2 separate regions of the Homo sapiens genome follow, and region 2 is linked to region 1. A link is an interaction called in ENCODE POLR2A ChIA-PET data of the cell type or tissue named here. Cell type or tissue: CD4-positive, alpha-beta T cell. All regions are shown on one strand. Each heading gives the region's core, and the rest is flanking DNA. Links, peaks and the distances in the headings are about the cores only. Region 1 overlaps LOC124909441 (a long non-coding RNA gene). Region 2 has its middle 7.0 kb from the start of ZBTB38.

Region 1 (5,381 bases), core at 202-5,201:
GGAGTGTGAGGAAGGGGCAGCCTCTTCTCCCATCCATCTGTAACCCTTAGTTATGGAGCCAGACATCAGTTATTGTTGGTCCTCCACTGGGCAGTCAGTCATTCAGCTGGTTAAAGAGTCAGTTATGTAGTCAGTTTAAGCTTGTCAGATGTTTAGTTACCTACAGTTAGTACATCAGTAAGAAATCCAGTAGGTGGCCAGGTGTGGTGGCTCATGCCTGTAATCCCAGCACTTTGGGAGGCCGAGGCGGGCAGATCACGAGGTCAGGAGATTGAGACAAGCCTGGCTAACACAGTGAAACCCCGTCTCTACTAAAAATACTATATGTATATATATATATATATATATATATATGGTGGCGGGCGCCTGTAGTCCCAGCTACTTAGGAGGCCGAGGCAGGAGAATGGCATGAACCCGGGGGGCAGAGCTTGCAGTGAGCGGAGATCACGCCACTGCACTCCAGCCTGGGCAACAGTGCGAGACTCCGCCTCAAAAACAAAAAACCAAAAAGCAACAAAAAAAGAAATCCATTAGGTCAATCAAGTGATTTGTGTGTTTAGATATTTAATCAGCCAACCAGCCAGTCAATTACTCAGGATTAACTTTTCAGATAGACAGTGGTCCATCAGGATCCATCAGTCAGAAAGTCAATTTAATGGTCAGTCTGTCAATCAGAGTGCTAGTTGTTTAAAATGCTAAACACCTGGCTCATCAGTGGGACAAAAGGGCAGCTGGGGTGAGGCCATCTGGACACAGAGCGTGTCTCTACTTGCTACAGCTGGAAAATAATGTACACAGGTGGGGAGAAGATTTGACTCCTCCTGGGCCGCCAGAGGGAGCTTTGGTTTGCTGGGAAAGAGGCCTCACGTGGTGTGGTTGACAGGGAAAGAGGAAAAGCGGCAAAACGTGGGCCAGGCGGAGTTGCCACCAGAAGGTGGTGTGGCCTTCCTTCACGTCTCCACCCTGCATACTCCATCGGCTTAACTTTAGGCTTGAAGGAGCCCACTTCTGGCCGGCTTTTGAGGAAAGGCCCCTGGAAGGACTTCCCATCCTAGGGCGTACCTAATTGAGGCATGCTTGGCTCTGAGCTGGGAGGAAGCCAGCCGGCTACCCACCAGGAGAAGGACTTGCCCTCCCTGGTTGTCAGGGGCATGCCAGCCAAAGCACCGGGCAATGGGGGAAGAGAGGGAAACTGGGGTGGGGATGCTGGGGTATGGGGAAATCAATACCATACCTGTCTGCCCAGGAGCAAGGCAGGGAGCAGCTTCCTAAAGCTGAGGCACTGAGGGCAGGATCTCTGGTTTGTGGGAGTCTACACCATATCCAGGGCTACTTCTCATTCAGCTTCTCCAGGGGCCACACTTTGAGCCTCCATACTCCCATTCTTTTGCTGAACTCTGTGGTCAGCAGCTTCCTCTCAAATGAACAGCAAGTCCAACTAAAGCAGGAAGGATGGAAGTTAGACATAGATAATGAAGAAACAAGGGGAAAGGATGAACCCTCTTGGGGAATAGTGGAGATGTTTATATAAGGTTCCAAATGCAGTGTTGGGCACAAAGGCAGGATTCAGTAAATTTGAGTCCCCCCAAGGGAGGTGCATGTGGCCAATGCGTTGTAGCTCCTACTTATGCATAAAGCATGATTTGATGCCTCCAGATGGGCTTCTTGGCTTTAAAAAGAGGGCAATGCAGCGTGAGCAGGAGCTACGGCTGAACATTATCTGGGTTTGATCTTTTGCTGCAAGCAGGCTGATGTTGCCATCGGAAGATTGTGTGAAAACTGACGGCAAGTGTGTGATTTGTGACCGCTGTGTCTGTCCCTTCACCCTGGTATGCTTATATGATGAGTGTAACTATGGCTTTTACCAGGGACACTGTGAGATCTGTGGAGGCCATGGGAGTCTCTGATGCCTATTATTGTAAGGAGTGCACCAGCCAGGAGAAGAATAGAGATGGCTGCCCAAAGATTGTCAGCTTAGGGAGCTCTGAGACAGGCCTCTTCCATGAACGTCAAAAATGTGGCATCAGAAAGAGGTGATTGGTGGGTGGCCCCTTCCTTCCCTGCATCGAGCTGCAGCAGCTGCCAGAAATGACGCCTACAACTATCAACAGAAAGGGAGCGGAGCCCCGGGCATCGCCGAAGTGCCTGCCGGTGTACTGGGACCCTGCCACCTCTCCCTCCCCTTTCGTACAAATGTGTGATAGGGATGGAAAAGGATTCTTTACAGAACACCCTGGCAGACTGAATCACAGAAGAATCGATAGATTAGTTACTGTTTTTTCTTGAATTTGAAAAGCAAGGTTCTGTCCTGCATATGGATATGTCCTCCCTACCCGGAGAGCTTCTAAAAACAAGTCACGGTTCAGTCTTCTGCTTGAGGAGCTGACTGTGAAGCTGCATGCAGTAAAAGACGTGTCCTTGAGGAGACTTCAGTGTGTGGCAGGAAGCTATCAGAACAAGAAATGAGGACCTTTCATCTTTCACATTAAAAAAAAATGTGGGCAGGGCTGTCATTCTGGTTTCAACTGGTTTTGGTGTCTCAGAGCAATGGAGAGAGTCATTTGTGAGAAATAATGACTCCTGCCAGGTGGAGATGGTCCATGTGTCTGGAGCTTCACATACACTCTGCGGGAGTCATCATCCCTGGTTTAGGGATTGTAGGAGCCTGGGTACCTTGCTTGAGGCTCCACACCTGCGAAGTGGTAGAGAACTGGATTTGAGCTTGGTCTATATGGTTCCAAAGCTCTTTTTCTAGGTGATCACACTGGAGACCACAGATAGGGAAGGGGAGAAGAGTGGAGGACTGAGAAATCACTGGCTTCTGAAGTGCTCTGGAAGCGACTGTCCTCTCGGAGATCCTGTCAATCTCACACCCCACACCATGATCCAAGACGCTTTTTCTGTCTTCCAGACATGCAGAAAATCCATCAACAACTGCAGTCCATGTACTCAGGGAGGCCCTTAGGGAGCCTGGATTTTATCTGGAAGGCTGTGGAGGGCCAAGGAAGCGTTTTTAATTTGATTTACGCTGTCATGAATGTAAAATCTATACATGCCGGAGAGAACTATTTAGTATGTATTGGTAAGCCATCACACATGCTTTCTGTAGACCCCTGTGAGGAATGTTTAATATAATGATATAATGACTATGAGTAAGGGCTTGAGTCAGACTAGTTTGCCTCCCAGTTCTGCCACTTCGTGGCTGAGAGGCCTTGGCAAGTGACCTCTCCTCTCAGTTTCTTTCCCTGTCTTAAAAATGGGGATGATAGGCTGGGCGGGGTGGCTCATGTCTATAATCCCAGCACTGTGGGAGGCCAAGCTAGACAGATTGCTTGAGCCCAGGAGTTTGAGACCATCCTGAGCAACACAGCAAGACCCCATCTCCAAAAAAATATATGAAAATTAGCTGAGTGTGGTAGCTCGTGCCTGCAATCCCAGCTGCTCGGGAGGCTGAGGTGGGAGGATTGCTTGAGCCCAGGAGCTTGAGGCTGCAGGGAGCTATTACTGCCATTGTACTCCTGCCTGGATGACAAGGGTGAGAGCTTGTCTCCAAAAAAAAAAAAAAAAAAAAAAAGAAAAGGGGATGATAATCTTTAAGTCACAGGTTACTGTGAGATGAAACAAGGTTCTGCGTAAAAAGCACACTGCATGTCTTGGGCGTTGAAATGCTCAACAAGTGCTGGCCCATCCTGCACATAAAGTGCATCTCGTGCTCCATTTCCAACCCTCTTAGTCTTTTTCCAGTTACTGATTTCTCTTTTTTGCCTTAAATAACAGACATTTATTTCTCACAGGTCTGGAGGCTGAGAAGTCCAAGGTCAGGGAGACAGCATTTTCAGTTGCTAGTGAGGCCTCTCTTCCTGGCTTGCAGATAGCCACCTTCTTACTGTGTCCACACATGGGGGTGGGGAGGGAGGGAGAGAGAGAGAGAGAGAGATTGATTCTCTTGCCTCCTGCCCTAGTGTTTCTCTGATGCCATGGTGTACAAGGCACCCTCCTGCTGGGCAGTCATGCACATGCAAGTCAGCAGAGCAGGGAAGGCAGCTGTGGCTGGTAGCCAATGGATAAATGTTTCCCACAAGTGAACAGTTCTGAGATGTATTTCCCAAGCCTTCTTAGGAGGTCCTGTGGGATAGAGCACCCAGTTGCCCCTGTGCATCCTTACACTGGCTTTCCCTCCTTCCCCTTCTGTCCCCTCTTTCACTCCTGCTCCTTTGGTACCACATCCCCTAACCAACTTAACAAACTACTACATTTAAGCTTTTTTTTTTTTTTTTTTCTCAGACTCTGCTTCAAGGGAGACCAGGCTAAGACAATCTATTATAACAAGATTCCGTTTTCTTGGAAAAGCTACATTAGGAAAAAATGGGAAAAGAAACAAAAGGAGCTAGAAATATAAATATCCATAACAGAGATGCAAGAAGGGGATCATCCCCTTGAGCAGAGTAGACTCTTGACTGTAGCCCAAGTGTCAAGTTTACTTATTCACTTGTGTGGACGTAACAGAGTAGGGGGCGCAGGGAGAGGTACCAAGCTAGAGGGACCTGGAAGAGTTTATAGTCTAGCATAATTCACTTTCCAGTCCTGAGTTGGCCACTTACTATTGACTGTGTGATCTTATGTACACGTCTACCTCTGAGCCTCAGAGCTCAGAGCCTTTCCTTACGTGTGAAATGGGGATAATAAATGCCTACTTCAAGTGCTCACTCATACTGTGAGATACACAGACTACATTAGTTGAATGTTCAGCCTAGTGTCCAGCCCATGGTATCTGTTCAACAAATGGTAAGTCACAGCCCTCTGTAATTAGCTTTGGATTGTCTGAAATCAAATTTTTCCTACTGCTTCCTATGTGCATACTTAGCTTCTGCAATAAAATGGTAAGCCTCTCAAAGGCAGTGATAGAAGATCTATTGGTCATCAATAGATACTTATCCCTTTTCTAGAAATGAGTCCAGCTTTCCTGCCCATGCTAGCAGAGACCTTAGCCTCTAGGATTTGCTTGCTTTCCATTCAGGTCAGTTCCCAGGAGGCAGAGTCTGAGACAGACGTGTGTGCAGGGGGTTGCTGGGGAGTGCTCTCAACACTGTGAAGGATGCTGGATGAGGCAGAAGTTGGGCTATGTTGTAGTCACAAGGCCTTGGCTTGACCCCAAAGGCGCTCTGAAGCTGAGATGGCCCCTCAGGGTTGTCCCTGGGCCTTCCGATCCCTATTCTGACCAATCATTGGATGTGGCTGCCCTGGGAAGGAGCATGTCCTTCAGCAGATGGCTCTCTGCTCCAGAGCAGTGCCCTGAAAGCACCGACAGCCAAGCACCACCAGCAACTGGGGGAAGAAGTCCTGAAGTGGGGGATCAGGGTGGCGCAGCATCCACACCTTCA
Region 2 (5,381 bases), core at 158-5,157, 55 kb before region 1:
TCCAACTGGTCTTGAACTCCCGACCTCAGGTGATCTGCCTGCCTCAGCCTCCCAAAGTGCTGGGATTACAGGCGTGAGCCACCACACTCGGCCTAATTTTTTTTTTTAAATTTTTGAGTTTTAGGGATTCTTTATATACCCCAGACAAAAGTCCCTTACCAGATATATATTTTACAATATTATCTCCCTGTCTATGGTTGTCATTTCTTTTCTGGTTGGTGTTATTTGAAGCATAAAAGTTTTTAATTTTGATAAAGTCCAACTTATCAATCTTCTCTTTCATCACTTGTACTTTTGGCATCATATTTGAGAAAACATTATCTAACCCAAGGTCATGAAGATTTACACCTGAGTTTTCTTCTGAGAGTTTTATAGTTTTAGTTCTTACATTTAGATCTATGATACACTTTAAGTTAATTTTGCCTATGGTGTGAGGTAGGGATCCACATTCATTCTTTTCATGTGGCTATCTGGTTGTCCCATAACTATTTGTTGAAAAGATTATTCTTACAATAATTCTGTACATATAAAACTATTCTAAAATAAAGAGTTTATTTAAAAAACTATTCTAAAATAAAGAGTTTATTTATTTTTCCCTCTATTGAATTGTCTTGGCCCCTTTGTCAAAAATCAACTGACCATAAATATTAATATTTATTCTTGGACTCTTAATTCTATTCCATTGATTTAGATATCTATTGTCATGTCAGTACCACACTGTTTTGATTACTATAGCTTCATATTATGTTTGGAAATTAGGAAGTGTGAGTCCACCAACTTTGTTCTCTTTCAAAATCGTTTGGCTATTCTGGATCCCTTGCATTGCCATATGATTTTTAGGATCAGCTTCTCAATTTCTGCAAAAAATACAGCTGGGGTTTTGATAGATGTTAAATGGTACCTGCAGATCAATTTTGGGAGTAATCCCATATTAGCAATATTCAGTCATCTGATTCATAAACCTAGGAAACCTTCTCATTTATTTAGATCTTTGATTTATTTCAGCAATGTTTTGTTGTTTTCAGTGTACAAGTCTTGCAATTCTTTTGTTAAATTTATTCTCGAGTATTTTATTAACTGGTATTGTTTATACTGGGAATCATCTATGCTCACGGACTTAAGAGCTTGTGCTTTCATGATCAAAAGTCTTAAGTCCCAGTCCTGGTTTCACTATTTATTAGCTGCATGTAATGTAAGGTTACTTAGACTGTATCAAGTTCTTTTTCTTCATCTGAGAAAAAGGAAATACTAATACCACCTCATGGGTTTGTTATGCAGATTAAATAAGATAATGCATATGTAACCCTATTCAGACCATGACCTACAGGGTGCAGTCTTGGGGTGGGGGGCAGGGTTGCAGCCCAAGAAACCCAGTCTAGTCACCAAAAGTAATTTCTAATTAACTCATATTAATACTTGCATTTCTCAAACATCACAAAGAGCCCCTTCAATTCCCCTCAGCATCCTTTTCCCCTCCTATCCAAGCCTCTTACACCCCATAGCTTCTGCCTCCCTTTCTTTCTCCCAAACTCCCTGAAATCTTTTCTCCAGTCCTAATCAGCCTTCCTCTGGTCCTTCCGCTCTGTCCAGTTCTTCTTCTGTTGGGGCAGAAAAAGAAATTGGACAAACAAAGCCAGAACTCTTGTTAGTGGGCAGGAAGAGAAGAAAATCAGGGAACACTTAAACTTAATTTATGTCCTATCACTCATGTAAAGTGCTTAGTGCAATGTCTGATATATAATAATGGCTCAATAAATGTTGGATTAAAAATGTTTTTTGTGCTGGTGGTCATTTTATGCTATCTATATTTTATGTTATCTATTTTATGTTAATGATGTGGGGGGTTTAGATCATAACCTCTGAGAATCCAGTCTAGAGGTTGCTACCCAATGGCCCATCCTCACTCATTTGGGTGAATTTTGGGAATTCAAATTTGGAATTATTGTTCTCTTTTCTTCCTCCTGAATCACGCCTCAGAGAATCAGCCCTTGGAAAACTATAAAACTTGTAAAAAGTTCATCTTTAGGGATCCTTGAATACTGTTCGGAGGACACATCTGTTTCCTCCCTAGACCAGCTCCAGGACCCTAAACTCTTTCCCCTCCACAAAACCTTCTAGTATAATACCTTCAAGTGCAGGTCAGGACTCATTATTTAGTGGGTCAGCATGGGTTGCAAGTGATAGAATAAAATAAAACAATAGAAAAGATCCAAGTACATTATAACTAACACTTTCGTTTCGATTTTATAATATGTATGTGAGCTGGGTCTCTCTGTGAAACATATTTTCTATTGTGGTTCAGGGTTTTAAAAAAATGTTTAAAAACCAGTGTTGTAGATCCCTCACTTTCGCTGAGGTGTATAAACAACTCATCAGAGCATAAAGTAAACTCCTCTTAGTGATCTGTCCACTTTTATAGGGATGGAGACCTTAAGTCCTAGGGATGAAGCTCCATCAGTAGTGAAGTATTTGGGGGCACTGAGGCTCTTTCCTGTAATTTACAACACTTGGAGAAGGAGTAACTTCTGTTTGCTGTCTGGACCTACCCTGCTCCCTCATGCTACCCCATAGCCATCCCCTTCTCTCATTCCCACAATATCTACACATTCACACCTTGAACTTGTTGTGGGGTTTTCTATTTTTCAAGACTCTTTCACTTTCTCCATCTCTTCTGGTTTTCACAACTATTCTATGAAGTTGATGGGTCAGACGCAAGTCCTTGCTTGACCACTTAACATACTGTGTGACCTTAACTTCTCAGCCTCAGCTTCCTCAGTTCTGTTATCTATATAAAACCAGAGAAGTCAAGAAATTTGGCCAACATCACACAGCCCAGAAGTGGCAGGACCAGGAACAGAACTAGATTTTCCACCTCCCAGCCTGGTTGTCCTGCAGGCTCCGCTTATGGAAATGCACATCTTTTTTTAGAGGCATGATTCATCTGACTACCTTACAAAGAATGTTTAAAAAGCAGAGAATATTTTGCCCTCCCCTCCCCGCCATATCTAAAAACACTGACTTTTATGGCACCAGGCACAAGACAAACAACTCTTCATGCTTCGTGGTAAGGGGTTATCACACTCAACATCAAAGACTATTTATTTAAGGCTGGGGCGGTCAGAAACAGAAACAAAGTCAAGAGGAGAGGAAAACAAAGTTCCCTGAGTGCTCTGTTTTTGTCCTTTGTGTAGCAGAGTGTCCCCTCTAGTGGCTCTGGAGGAAAATAGCTTCTGGAAAACAAATTTACAGATTTGACATTGACGGAGTCAGAGAATTTGGTGCTTTAGGTGAGCTTAAAGCACTTGGTTCTGTGCTTCCTTTTATTGATGAGAAACTGAGGACAAGAGCAGTGATTCTCAACCAGGGGTGCGTTTGCCCCCTGGAAAACGTTTGGCAACATCTGGAGACTTTTTTATTGTCATTTTGGGGGTAATACCGTCAACAGTGGGTAGAAGCCAGGGATGCTGCCAAACATCCTATAATACACAGGACAGCCCCCCGACCCCAACACAACTATCTGGTCCAGTAAGTCGATAGTGCCGAGGTGAAGAAATCCTAGACTAGAAAAATGACGGGACCTGCCCAGGGACTTACAGCTTATTCACAGCTTTTGACAGCTCAGACTAAGCACTCTCTTTTTGTTCCTTACTTTTTAAAAATTAGAATTGTTAATGATTCAAAAATAATACATGTTCATAAATAAGAGTAATATAATAAAATATAATTAAAAGATTTTCCATCCCCTCATGCCTCCCCAGAATCAATGTTAAAATCTTTGGTGGTTGATTAGGCCGAACTGTATTAGAAATGACAATTGTAGACCCTTTTTGATGTACAAAAATGGCAATTTCTGATGGCAAAGCTTAAGACGTTCATCCCTCACTCCAGGCACACGCCGAAACAAGCATCAAGGCACACAGGGGATTCTTTTGACTTTGCTTGTCATACAGGAGTTAGAGTCAACAGCACAGATTATAAGCAGCACTGTGGGGTCCCAGAGCTAAGATGGTCTATGACAGACATTAGAGGACACTGAATTGTGTGGTGCATGTGTTTAATGCCTCTTTGACACTTGGGATCTCACCCTTTTGTAGAGAGCTTGGTTCAGGATTAGAGTCTTCTGTAGGCTATGCTGTCTAACTAGAAATTAGTAAGATTCTTTTGTTGTTTTTGTATTTATTATTATGGGCACTTTATAGGAAGCACTGTTGGTTTTCTATTGAATATGAGGTTTTAAAACTTCATCTTATGACAAATTTATAAGAAAAACTAAGACAACTCAAAAAAATTTTGTTGTTTTTGTTTATGAGACAGGGTCTTGCTCTGTTGCCCAGGCTGGAGTGCAGTGGTGTGATCATGGCTCACTCCAACCTCAACCTTCAGGGCTCAAGCAATCCTCCCACCTCAGCCTCCTGAGTAGCTGGAACCACAGGCATGGACCACCATGCCTGGCTAATTTTTTAACTTTTTGTAGAGATGAGGTCTTGCTGTGTTGTCCAGGCCAGTCTCGAACTCCTGGGCTCAAGTGATCCTCCTGCGTTGGCCTCCCAAAGTGCTGGGATTACAGGCATGAGCCACTGCACCTGGCCCATTATCTTTTTATTGATTACTGTTTTTCTTATCTTCACTGTGCCATTTGACCACATTCTTATCTTCAAAAAATACTGTCCTTTGCTGGACTAAGAATGCTCTACTATCCTGGATCTTCTTTGTCTCTTGTGGCAAACACTGTTGTTAGCCTACACAATTGCCACTACCTCTTCCTTCCTTCTTGCTGGGCACAGCTCACCACCCACCATAGGGGCTGACAATGGCAGATAGGCACATGCTCAGCCTACCTCGCAACTAAGGCATGGATGTGTGGCATGATCCTGGCCAATGGCACATGAAGGGAAGTTTCTTGGGTAGAGCACTGGGAAAAAGTTTCTTTCCTTAAAAGCCAGAGATTCAGGTTTCTGTAGGCAATTGTATGAAGAGGTGATTCCTTGAAGAGCAGCAGCATCTTCCAACAATGAGGGGGAAGGTCAGAGTGTAAAAACCAGTACATTAAGATGGTGAAGAGAAAGGTGGAAGAGCTGGGTCCTTGGCAACACTGGTAAGTCCTGGGCCAACTCGAGAACCACCTACTTCCAGATTTCCTGTTAGTAAGATAATATGTCTTTGTCATTTATGCCATTTGTAGTTCAGTGTTCCTTACTTGCAGCCAAAATCTTCCTTACTGAGCACTCATATGACCACATAACAGCTACTCACTGGCCTCCTAATGGCTCTCCTTGGTCGCCCAGCCCCAATCCACCATCCTGAATCCAGTCCCTTCTCTCTAAAGAGCCAGTTTGGTTAGAGAATTCTGTAGTTCAAGCCTTTAGTGGTAGTATTGTGCC

Evidence for each region. Peaks named below come from ENCODE experiments on the same cell type or tissue, not always from the same donor. Only the 100,000 strongest peaks of a DNase experiment are listed, where the experiment ranks them.
Region 2: POLR2A ChIA-PET joins it to region 1 with 19 read pairs; 20 of 35 experiments call an interaction of 5 or more read pairs at or near these places.

Annotation. Positions count from the first base shown.
Region 1 is chr3:141,304,261-141,309,641 of GRCh38, reverse strand. It overlaps LOC124909441 (a long non-coding RNA gene), which reads right to left. Exons shown (of 4, transcript XR_007096119.1): 2 at 1,235-3,886. It also overlaps the pseudogene PHF5AP7. Among named protein-coding and RNA genes, the nearest start is that of ZBTB38, 62 kb to the left of the region's middle. In CD4-positive, alpha-beta T cell, for the core only: no CTCF peak of the experiment used is centred there; DNase peaks (open chromatin) are centred at 2,071 and 2,471; H3K4me3 peaks cover 459 bases; H3K27ac peaks cover 2,939 bases.
Region 2 is chr3:141,358,857-141,364,237 of GRCh38, reverse strand. It overlaps a transcript of ZBTB38 not described here. Among named protein-coding and RNA genes, the nearest start is that of ZBTB38, 7.0 kb to the left of the region's middle. In CD4-positive, alpha-beta T cell, for the core only: a CTCF peak has its summit at 3,191 (motif pointing left); a DNase peak (open chromatin) is centred at 3,207.